2 separate regions of the Homo sapiens genome follow, and region 1 is linked to region 2. Evidence: chromatin loops called from intact Hi-C (ENCODE). Cell type or tissue: breast epithelium. All regions are shown on one strand. Links, peaks and the distances in the headings refer to the core of each region. The heading gives the core; the rest is flanking DNA. Region 1 has its middle 39 kb from the start of TPM1. Region 2 overlaps LOC107984798 (a long non-coding RNA gene).

Region 1 (5,381 bases), core at 95-5,094, 110 kb after region 2:
GACACCTCATTCTCACTAAGGCAACAATGCCTGATAATAGCATAGAACGCTGCCCTCACCTCACCCTCAACCCTGAAGGGCTGTGCATTAGCATGTGGCTGTGCGTGTATGTGTGTGTGTGTGTGTGTGTGTGTATGTGTGTGTGTGTGTGCATGTAAGCCAGTGTTTTTCACTCAGTTTTCCTTGCCTTGCCCTGTTCTTTCTAAGGGCAGGACTGTGCTTTGCCTGACAGACCAGGGCAGTTTCCTGCTCTATGTTTACAGCTTTTATCATAGTAGCGTACAGTTTGAACTCAACACACCTACAAAAAAAACCCTTAAACCCACACTTTAGCCAAGGCCTGATAATATTTAAAGAAACACGGATTTTGAGTGTTTCATAGTTTTTCTAATATATACTAAAAGTTTATTTATGCTCTGTTCTCACTCATAAGTGGGAGTTGAACAATGAGAACACACAGGCACAGGGAGAGAAACATCACACCCCAGGGCCTGTCAGTGGGTGGGGAGTAAGGGGAGGGAGAGTATTAGGACAAATACCTAATGCATGCAGGGCTTAAAACCTAGATGACGGGTTGATGGGTGCAGCAGACCCCCATGGCACATGTATACCTATGTAACAAACCTGCACGTTTTGCACATGTATCCCAGAACTTAAAGTAAAAAAAAAAAGTTTACTCGTGCTCTAATATCTCCTATACTACAGTGGCATGGGAGGGACCCACATTTTGGGAAGTGATGGCTTAATGTTCTGCCATCTACTTGAGACATTTTCTAAGGATGTTGAGTTTATTTATTTATTTATTTATTTGGTGAGAGTGGATATCTTTGAAGATCATGAGCAAATGTTTAGGGGTATATACATTGATATAACTCTTTAGGAAATTAGGTCGGTGATACATATTAGGGGCCTTATAACAGGTAACCTTATACTTATTATTCCGGGGAATAATTCCTGAGATAATAACCCTCAAAGCAGGCTGGGTGCGATGGCTCATGCCTGTAATCCCAGCACTTCAGGAGGCCGAGGCAGGTGGATCATTTGAGCCCAGGAGTTTGAGACTAGCCTGTGCAACATGATGAAACCCCGTCTCTACTAAAAATACAAAATATTAGCCAAGTGTGGTGGCAAGCACCTGTAGTCCTAGCTACTGGGGAGGTTGAGGTGGAAGGATCACCTGAGCCCAAGAGGTCAAGACTGCAGTGAGCCATGATAGTGCCACCGCACTCCAGTCTGGATGACAGAGTGAGACCCTGTCTCAAAAAAACCCCCAAACAAACAAATAAAACCAACCAACCAACCAACCAACAAGGAACTCAAAGTAGAAAAGGCTTGATTTGTTTCATAATGCCATTTACAATAGCAAATGTTTTGGCAGCAATCTGAGATTCCAATGATTGGGAGGTGGTTGCATAAATCATGGCGTATCCTTTCTTAGAGAATAACATGCAACTATTAAAATGATGCTCACTCTATAAAATTAGGTGAGAGAAGCAGGACACATAAATGAATATCAAACATCTAAGTTGATCATTATTATATAAAATGAAATATGCATAAAGGAGAGACTTGCAAGAGATATTGCTAAATGTTAGCCAAAGGTTGTTCGTAGATCATTTTCCCCCTGTAATTTCTACGTCTTTATTATCTCCAAGTTTTAAATAGTAAATTTCAGGGTGGAGGAATTAAACCATTGACAAGGTTATTCATGTATCTTTATGTTCATTTTCTGGACAGGGATATTGTGATGATGGCCCTGATTCATTTAGTTGGAGCCAAAGTTTCCAAAAAAGAAGTTGATGCTCTTGTTATTGATGTGTGTGTGTGTGTTTAGTGGGGTGTGATGTGAGGTGAGTGCCTCCTGAGGAACACTGAAGATTGACAGGGGGTCTCTAGGAAAGGGAGACCCAAATACAGTCCCCCAGGGTCCCATGCACAACCTGCTCATCACTGCCCTGGCAGTACTTGAAGACACATTGTCCTCTAAAAGAAACACCCAGCCTGACATCTCAGATTACTGCCCAGAGCCAGGGAAAGAGAGTGAAGAGATTCCCCAGGGGTGGGGTGCCTCCTCCTGGATGTCTTCAGGACAGTTCATTTGGCCATGGAGGTTTTGGAAGGCCCTAGCTGGAGCCCTGAGGTAGGCACTGAGTTGGGCCCTGCCGGAGCTAGGAAACAAGCCTGGAACAGAACAGCCTAGCAGCAGAGTAGCTGTTGACTGAGTGCCTATAATGCATGTGCATACGGTGAGCTAGTCCTTGAATTTTTCTAATTTAACACTCATAATCATCCTAGGAGAAAGGGTTCCAGCCCCCATTTTGTGGATAAGGAAACAGACCCAGAGAGGTTAAGTCACCTGTGCAGTCACACAGCGGGGATTCACACTCAGGTTCAGCTGACTCCAACACTCCCACACTTTCAGTGACGCTGCCATGAATCTCCATGGAAGGGAACTAACACTATTGGCCCCCTCCCCTGCTTGACCAGTTCTGTCAAGCACTGGGTAATTGGGGATGTAGTAATAAATCAAGCCATACTTCCCGGGGGATACAAATCACATTGCTGCTTCCACTTTTTAAAGTCAATTTCATCTTAGGCTTCTTGGGACTGCCACCAATGCCTAGCCACAGAGAGGGCCAGGGTCCATGGAAAGTGCTGAGATGCTGATGTGTACACATGTGCTCTATTGCGTCCTCATGGACCGTGCTCTACTTCATCCAACAGTCATGCTGATTACCTTCATATTAATGGGACAATGTATGGTTGGGCACCCCCCTTCCTCCCTGCTTCCTTCTCACTCATCGGCTTTCAGCCTGGAGCACATACCTGTGGTTAAATTATTAAACCTTACAACAGGATAGAAATGATGACAGCTGTAATCCCTACACACACACACACACACACACACACACACACACACACACTTTCACGCCACTAACAATTTGCTGAAAATGCTGACTTAATAGTATTAACCTAATGGCTGGGTTGAAATAATGATAATAATGATAATGATGATAGTAATAGTAAAAGAATTGCTCTCAAATCATTCTGACAGGTATTGCAGCTTCAGTTGCCACGCTCATTCCCTGAGAAAGAATTTGCATTTTAAGATTCAGTTCGTTTCAGGCAAACGGCTCCCCAGGAAGATAAATGAGCCTTTAATGAGGTTTTTCCTTGCCCAGAGTGAAATCTTACTCCTTTCTGCAAAAGCAGGTGAACACCAATTTCCAGACAGGATTCAGGCCAAACCTCTACATTTCCAGACTTCCAGGGGGCAGACTGGAAAATGACATCTATTAAAAATCCTGCGCTCATGCCTGTAATCCCAGCACTTTGGGAGGCCAAGGTGGGTGGATCGCCTGAGGTCAGGAGTTCAAGACCAGCCTGGCCAACATGGTGAAACCCCGTCTGTACTAAAAAATCCAAAAATTAGCCAGGCATGGTGGTGGGGGCCCGTAGTTCCAACTACTTGGGAGGCCGAGGCAGGAGAAGTGCTTGAATGCGGTAGGCAGAGGTTGCAGTGAGCCGAGATCGTACCATTGCACTCCAGCCTGGGTGACAGAGTGAGACTCTGTCTCAAAAATAAATAAATAAATAAATAAATAAATAAATAAATAAATAAATAAATCTTGGGCTCTGATTTAAAGTGGTCCCCAGTGGGGTGTCATTGCACTGTGGCGGTGTTTTGGATGGGGGCATGATGTGGCAGGAATGTGGCTTTCTGGCTCTCTCTGGCCCAGCAATGGTGGGAGCTTTTTTGGAACACCCCTAAAAACCAGGGTAAGTATCTTCCCTCTAGCCATAGCAGGCAGACCACGGTTTGAAATGCTCCAGCCAGTTAAAGAAGTAGCATTGGGGTGCAGACCCCAAAGGTGTCTCCACAAAGACTTGCTGAATGCCTACCGTATGTGGTTCTACACAGATGAAGATGACTAGGATATAGCTTGAACCCAGGAGGTGGAGGTTGCGGTGAGCCAAGCCCACGCCATTGCTCTCCAGCCTGGGCAACAAGAGAAAAACTCCGTTTCAAAAAAAAAAAAAATGCTATTTGAGAGATAGTCTTGTTCAGCCCTTCTAAAACTCTTCTGTTCACTTGCCCTAGTTTTAAGGGTTCCCATCTGGTATCTTAGTCTTGGGATGTCCCTGTGCTGTGGAGTTGTCTGTGGGACAGTAACCATATTTATGTTACTCTTTACTATTTTGCTATATAATATTCTATTGTTATTAAGTTATAGTTTATAATTTCCATGATTATTCTTCCTTTTACCCATTAATTATTTAGAGGGGCATTCAGAAATTTTCTTAACACATGGGTTGTGTGGAAATGTTTTGGTTACTGACGTTATAATTTTATTGCACTGAGGTTTGTGAATATGATCTGTATAATATCAATTCTTTGATGCCTTTTGGTATTTTCTTTGTGGCCTAGGGTACATGGTTAGTTCTTGTAAGTATGTACTTGAATAGCTGTTTATTCTTTATTTTTGAGGTGCAAGTTTTCATAAATAACTGTGGTTCGACTCTGCTGTATCCTTCACAATTTTTTGGTCTGATTCAATGCTTTCTGAGAGAAGTGATTAAAATCTACCACTTTGATTATTCATTGTCAATAATATCTTTTTGTCGGTTTTTGCTTTATATATTTCGAAGTTGTGTTGTAAGGTTACACAGGTTCAGGTTAACTATATTTTTTTTTTTGGTGAATTGTTCTTTATCAAGACCTTTTTATTGCCAAGTTTTTGTCTTAAGGCTTATTTTGTTTCAAATTAATATTGTCAAGATCAACTTCTTTTAGTTAGTATTACCTGGAATATTTTTTCTTAATCTTTTGGTTTTGATCCTTTCCTGTTTTTGGTTTTAAATGTGTCTTTTAGAATAGCTTTTAGCTGGATTGCAGTGCCTAGACCACTGCCTAGTATGCATAGTAGGTGCTTAATAATTATTTGTTGAATGAATGAATGAAAAAATTAAATCTAATCTGAAAATTTATCCTTTAACAGATGAGTTTAATCTGTTATAATTCTTGTGATTATTGATATTTGACCGACTTCTACCACTTTTTGTTTTCTAAATACATGTTTTATATTTCCTTCTCTTTTTATTTTCCTGCTTTATTGACTTCTACTGGATTAGTCGAATAGGTTTTATTTCATTTCCCCTTCTACTATATTGAAAGTGATTCCTTTTCTGTTGTTGAGAAGTGATTGAGTTCTCAATCACTTCCTATCTCTGTGCTACCAAGAAGAAAATAGAGAAAAGAAATAATAACAGCTATTTATTGTATATCTTGGTCAACATTTGGAATAAAGGACATTTGCTAACTATGCCCTTTGATCAGCACAATAACCCTGTAAATTCAATGTTAGAATGCCCATTTTACA
Region 2 (5,381 bases), core at 218-5,217:
CTTCTGCTGCTATTTCTTTAGAAGAAGGAATGCTCTTCTACAGCTGCTTCTAGCCACAAGTCCTGTCCTACTATATCTCAGTATAGTGTATACTATTAACCACATTAACAAGCTAAAAAAGAAAAATCACATGATCATATCAATTGATGCAGACATATCAATCATTAGGCAAAACACATTCATGACCGAAAAAACCCTTAGGAAAATAGGAATAGAGAAAAACTTCTTCAAATTGATAAAGAACATCTACAAAAAAATCTATTGCTAACATTATGTTTAGTGGGAAAGACATACGAAGCAAGTATGTCCACTCTAATCTTTCTTATTCAACAAGGTGCTAGAAATTATATCGAGTGCAATAAGGCAAGAAAGACAATTAAAAGCACACAGATCAAAAAGAAAGAGATAAAATTGTCCTTATTTGCAGAGGCCATGATTGCTTATGTAAACAATTTTAAAGGAGCTGGGCACAGTGGCTCATGCCTGTTAATCCCAGCACTTTGGGAGGCTGAGGCAGGCAGATTGCTTGAGGCCAGAAGTTTGAGACCAGCCTGGCCAACATGATGAAACCCTGTCTCTACTAAAAATACAAAAATTAGCTAGGCATGGTGGTGCCTGCCTGTAGTCCCAGCTACTCGGGAGGCTGAGGCACGAGAATCACTTGAACCCAGGAGGCAGAAGTTTCAGTGAGTCAAGATCACACCACTGCACTCCAGCCTGGGCAATAGGGCAAGATTCCATCTCAAAAAAAAAAAAAAAAAAAAAAAATGTTAAAGGGAAAACAAAAACCCATCACCTCCTAAAATTAGAATGTTTGTCCAGCAAGGTCGTAGGATACATGATAAGCATAAAATATCAATTATGTTTCTATGTACTCGCAATAAACTTATGGAAAAGTTTAATTAAAAAAATAAAGATGGCCAGGCGTGGTGGCTCATACCTGTAATCCTAGCACTTTGGGAGTCCAAGGCAGGCAGATTGCTTGAGCTCAGGAGTTCAAGATCAGCCTGCGTAACATGGTGAAACCCCGTCTCTACAAAAAATGCAAAAATTAGCTGGGTGTGGTGGTGTGTGCCTGTGGTCCCAGCTACTCGAGAGGCTGAAATGGGAGGATCACTTGAGCCCAGGAGGCTGAGGCTGCAATGAGACAATATTGCATCACTGCACTCCAGCCTGGGTGACAAAGTGAGACCCTGTCTCAAAAAAAAAAAAAAAAAGGTGGAATATGAACCAGGATGAATATTCTGAAACTCAAATATAACCATATCTAACTCCTGTTCAAAATGCTTTAAAGCTTAACCAATAAGAGAAAGTCCAGACTCCTATGGTTGGACATGTGGTAGGATAACCTACTGAGAAAAAAATGGGTTTTGTTTTTTCAGAATCAGGTTCACCACAAAGGAATGAACTTCATTTCCTCTTCTGCCAAGAAGGAGGCCAGGCCTCTGACCCTGGAAGGTCTGGGTTTTTCATACCCCCAAAAGGGCAGTTAACAACTGTAACTGGTTGTTTGAGAGGTCCCAATCCACCGAAGTATAAACAACGAAGGTTTTGTTTTTCCCAGTAATTGCTACCTGCTTTGCTTGGCCAAATCCCTCCCCACCAGGGTAGAGGGGAACTTTAGTGATAACTCCATCTGGTCCAACACCTTTTCCGTCACATGAAGCTATCAAAACAGTGTAATTTCAAGTGAATATTTGGTTGCTTCAGGTACTATTTCCCCTGCCAAGTCCAGTTCAATGGCCTCTCTCTAGGAGCTGACCAGGGTGCCATTTAAAGCCGCAGGGAGGTCCCGGCTGAAGCGGGTAGGTGGTGCCATCAGGAATTTACTTTCCTAGTCTGTCTCCCTTCGCTTGGCAGCAGGTGTGTGAAGCAGGCCTCACCAGTCAGAGGTGCACATTTTCAGAAGCTGGCAATGCCATTGACGGTGTTGGATGAGACATGCAGCTCTCTGGGCAGTAAGTGGCAGGGGTTCTCACAGTGTGGCAGGGCTGCCCCACTGTACCCACCACTGTATCAGGCGCAAGGCCGCTGTCAACAGCCCAGCTTCTAGGAGCACCCGAATCTTAAAAGACTCCATTCGTGTGTCCTTTACACTTGCAATCCTGGCATAATTAGAAATAACTCCACTTTCCCTCTCAAATGAGGAGATAAAATATGTAGCCATCCCACCCCATATGTTTTAATAAATTCATTTTCTATTTAACTGGCCAGAGTGGTCTTTGAATTTACAGCTAAGAACGTGCCTGATACAAAAGGCTTCTCAGAATCAGGCTCCTCCCTCCTACTCCATCTCTATCCCACCTGTGATTCGATCTCAGTTCTATTAAAATAGATGGCTGTTTAATGTCTCCAGGCCATTGGACGGGCTTTTCTTTCTTCCTGGAACGTTTTTTCCCCCAGCGTCCACCTGGAAAACACTGTCTTCCTCCCTCTTTGTGCCCTGCATTCCTCTATTGTCACACTTAGCCCCATGTTACAATTGTACTAGACTTTTTGGGTTTGTTCTTTTGAGATTTCTCTGCCAATGATTTGTGAGTTCCCTCAGATTAGAGACTTAGTTTCCTCCAGGGTTAGACCAATGCCAGTCACAGGAAAAGTTTCAACAAACATGTATTGAAAACTTTATATGAATCAGTGTAAAACTGCACTTTTTATAGAAAAATGGTGAAATCAATTGGTTATGATTACTGATTTAGAGAGTAGCTTTAGCAGTCTGCTAAGTTGAATTCTCTGATGGTTTTCATTTGTAGATCTTGAGTTTTAGCTGGAGAGAACCAACCCTATCAGGGGTCTGGAAAATGGAATTCAAGTCAGGAGTGGACCTTAAGTTGGACTAAGCCATGTCACACCAATAGGGAGACAAATGGTGACAGCTCACTATTATTATTAGACTGCTATGTCACTGCTATGTGCTGGCTGCCTTATATACCTTCTTTTTTTTTTTCTTTTTGTTTTGAGATGAAATCTTGCTGTGTCACCCAGGCTGGAGTGCAGTGAAACAATCTCGGCTCACTGCAACCTCCACCTCCCAGGTTCAAGCAATTCTCTGCCTCAGCCTCCTGAGTAGCTGGGATTACAGGCACCCACCAACCCGCCCCGCTAATTTTTGTATTTTTAATAAAGACAGGGTTTCACCACCTTGGCCAGGCTGGTCTTGAACTCCTGACCTCGTGATCCACCTGCCTTGGCCTCCAAAAGTGCTGGGATTACAGGCGTGAGCCACCGCGCCCGACCTAGTAACAGTTTAAAGGATAAAGCAGGCGAGCACTAGGGACAAGAGGCAAGGATTTCAGGCCCTGCTCTACCACCAATGAGGTGGGCTCACTTCAGGCTAATTATTTTCCTTCTGAATCTCAGAATCTGTATCTGTAAACCAGCATGCACTCTGAGGTCCCTTTCAGCCACATGGTACAAAAATTCTAAACCTCCCAGCAAGAGGTTCACTATAGAAGATGATACTGGATAAGACCAAAAAGAAAGAAAGAAAGAAAAAAAACTTTCCTAATAGTGGAAGTTGGAACAGGCTCAGCATTGTTTTTGGAAAGAGAAGTTATTTCTGGAAGTTTCTCAAGCGTCTCTCTGTTCTTGATGGAACTCAACACAAGCACTCTGCATCTAGTAGGCCCTCCATAACTATTTCTTACTAATGAACAGCATCTAGGGTGTCAGAGTTGGATCTTCAGGGCTGGGTACATCTAATAACCTCCTCTCCCAGCGTTTCACCCCGCCTGTGATAAACAAGTGTTTGATACGGTGACCCTCTTGTTTTCTAGACTCTTTTAGTTAGATTTCTCTGTGGGATGTTTTCAAACATTCTCAGGTAATAATAACAAGACCATAATGATAACCCAGAGGTGGTTGTAACTTTTATGTGGTTAGCTGGGAGAAAGAATTAGAGGTTTTAATGGTGATGAAAAATTTTTCTTGAACCTGATCAGCCTTTGACAAATGCAGACTGGAGCTTTAACAGTTGCAAAATGGAGATAGTGATGCAGGATGTTTAAAGATAGAGTAGAAGGCATAGACCAGAGAGAGCAGCTGTTAGTTTGCTGAGGAAATGGTCTCCCTTCTCGTCACAAACCATTTCATTATCTATGTGTATATCAAAGCATCATGTTATATGCCTTAAATATATATGATAAAATCTTTTTAAAAATTCATTTATCTGTTTGCAAATTGGAGGAGCTTGACACTAGGATGCAGTTAGGTCAGAACAATGCAATAGGTATGTTGAGCTCATGACTGGTCAAGGAATAGGCAAGGCCAGAGGGAAGCTGTGACCAGGGAGGCAGGTAGCCAAAGTGACACTCCTCAGATGTGGCAGCTGTCCCTCCCACTTCCCCATGTCAGCCCTTCCAGCTGCCAGTGCCTGCCTGAGGACTCTGGTGCTGGAGGCTGTCTTGCCCATGAGTGCAGCAGGCAGGAAGTGTTGGGGAGTAATTGCTGCCCCCTTCAAAAAAATAAAGACTGGTGGGAGTAGGTGTAAAATGCCTCAGCACTCTTGTCCTTCTGGGATAACTGTCTCTGAGTTCCCTGAGGGGATCAAGCTTCAGCCACATGGGTAACTTGCATGATCTCGCATCCTTCATTGTCTCCTTCCTTTCCCTGTCTCACATCTTCAGTGGTGTTTCCTAGGATCATCTCCCACAAACTACCTGAGCTGGAATCCTTGTCTCAGGTTCTACTTGTGGGGAGACCCCAACTAAGACAGCAGGCCACTAGGAATATGATGGGTAAAGTCACTGACTTGTAGCCAGGGGACTAACAGAACACAGGGCCGCCATGGGGCTTATAACACGGAAGAGGAAGTAGCTGAAGTGTCCAGTATACAAAGAGATGAGCACGGTGAGACTCATGGCTGTGCGCAGGAAGGGGCAAGCTTGATTGGAAGACTACCGTAGTCCTGACCCTGTGTTTGGGATTAGGTACATATTGTCTCTATCAATCCTTACAGAACTATACACTAGAGATGTCACCTCCATTTCACAGGTTGAAGGAAGTTAAATAACTCATTTATGATCACACGGCTCGTAGAGAGGGGATGTGAACCAGGCCTCCCTGGTACCAAAGTCTATGCTATATTCCCAAGAGCTCACCTAACAGCCCACACATCATGAGTGATCAGTGACCAGTCGGTGTGGTTTTCATGAGGAAGAGCCAGCAGTTCCTCAGGCCAGGCCAGGCTTCCCAGGGTGGAAGGACCTTAGAGAGGTTGAGGTCAGCCACATGGGGACTCAGCTTAGCAGATCCAGAAACTTGATTTGGCAACCCCCTAGCAGTAATCTGGCCTGGGGCACTGAATGACAGCCACCAGACTCTCCAGAGACTCATGAATGATCTGGGTACTGATCTGTTGATCAGATATTTATGTTTGTTAG

What was found. Hi-C counts contacts between places; a loop is a spot of excess contacts. Peaks named below come from ENCODE experiments on the same cell type or tissue, not always from the same donor. Only the 100,000 strongest peaks of a DNase experiment are listed, where the experiment ranks them.
Region 1: a loop joins it to region 2, with 36 times the contacts of the local background. A loop is called at or near these places in 1 of 110 quality-filtered maps.

What each region holds. Positions count from the first base shown.
Region 1 is chr15:63,001,084-63,006,464 of GRCh38, reverse strand. No RefSeq gene overlaps it. Among named protein-coding and RNA genes, the nearest start is that of TPM1, 39 kb to the left of the region's middle. In breast epithelium, for the core only: no CTCF peak of the experiment used is centred there; a DNase peak (open chromatin) is centred at 2,801.
Region 2 is chr15:63,110,636-63,116,016 of GRCh38, reverse strand. LOC107984798 (a long non-coding RNA gene) reads left to right here. Exons shown (of 2, transcript XR_001751584.1): 2 at 1,861-2,206. Among named protein-coding and RNA genes, the nearest start is that of LACTB, 8.5 kb to the left of the region's middle. In breast epithelium, for the core only: no CTCF peak of the experiment used is centred there; no DNase peak of the experiment used is centred there.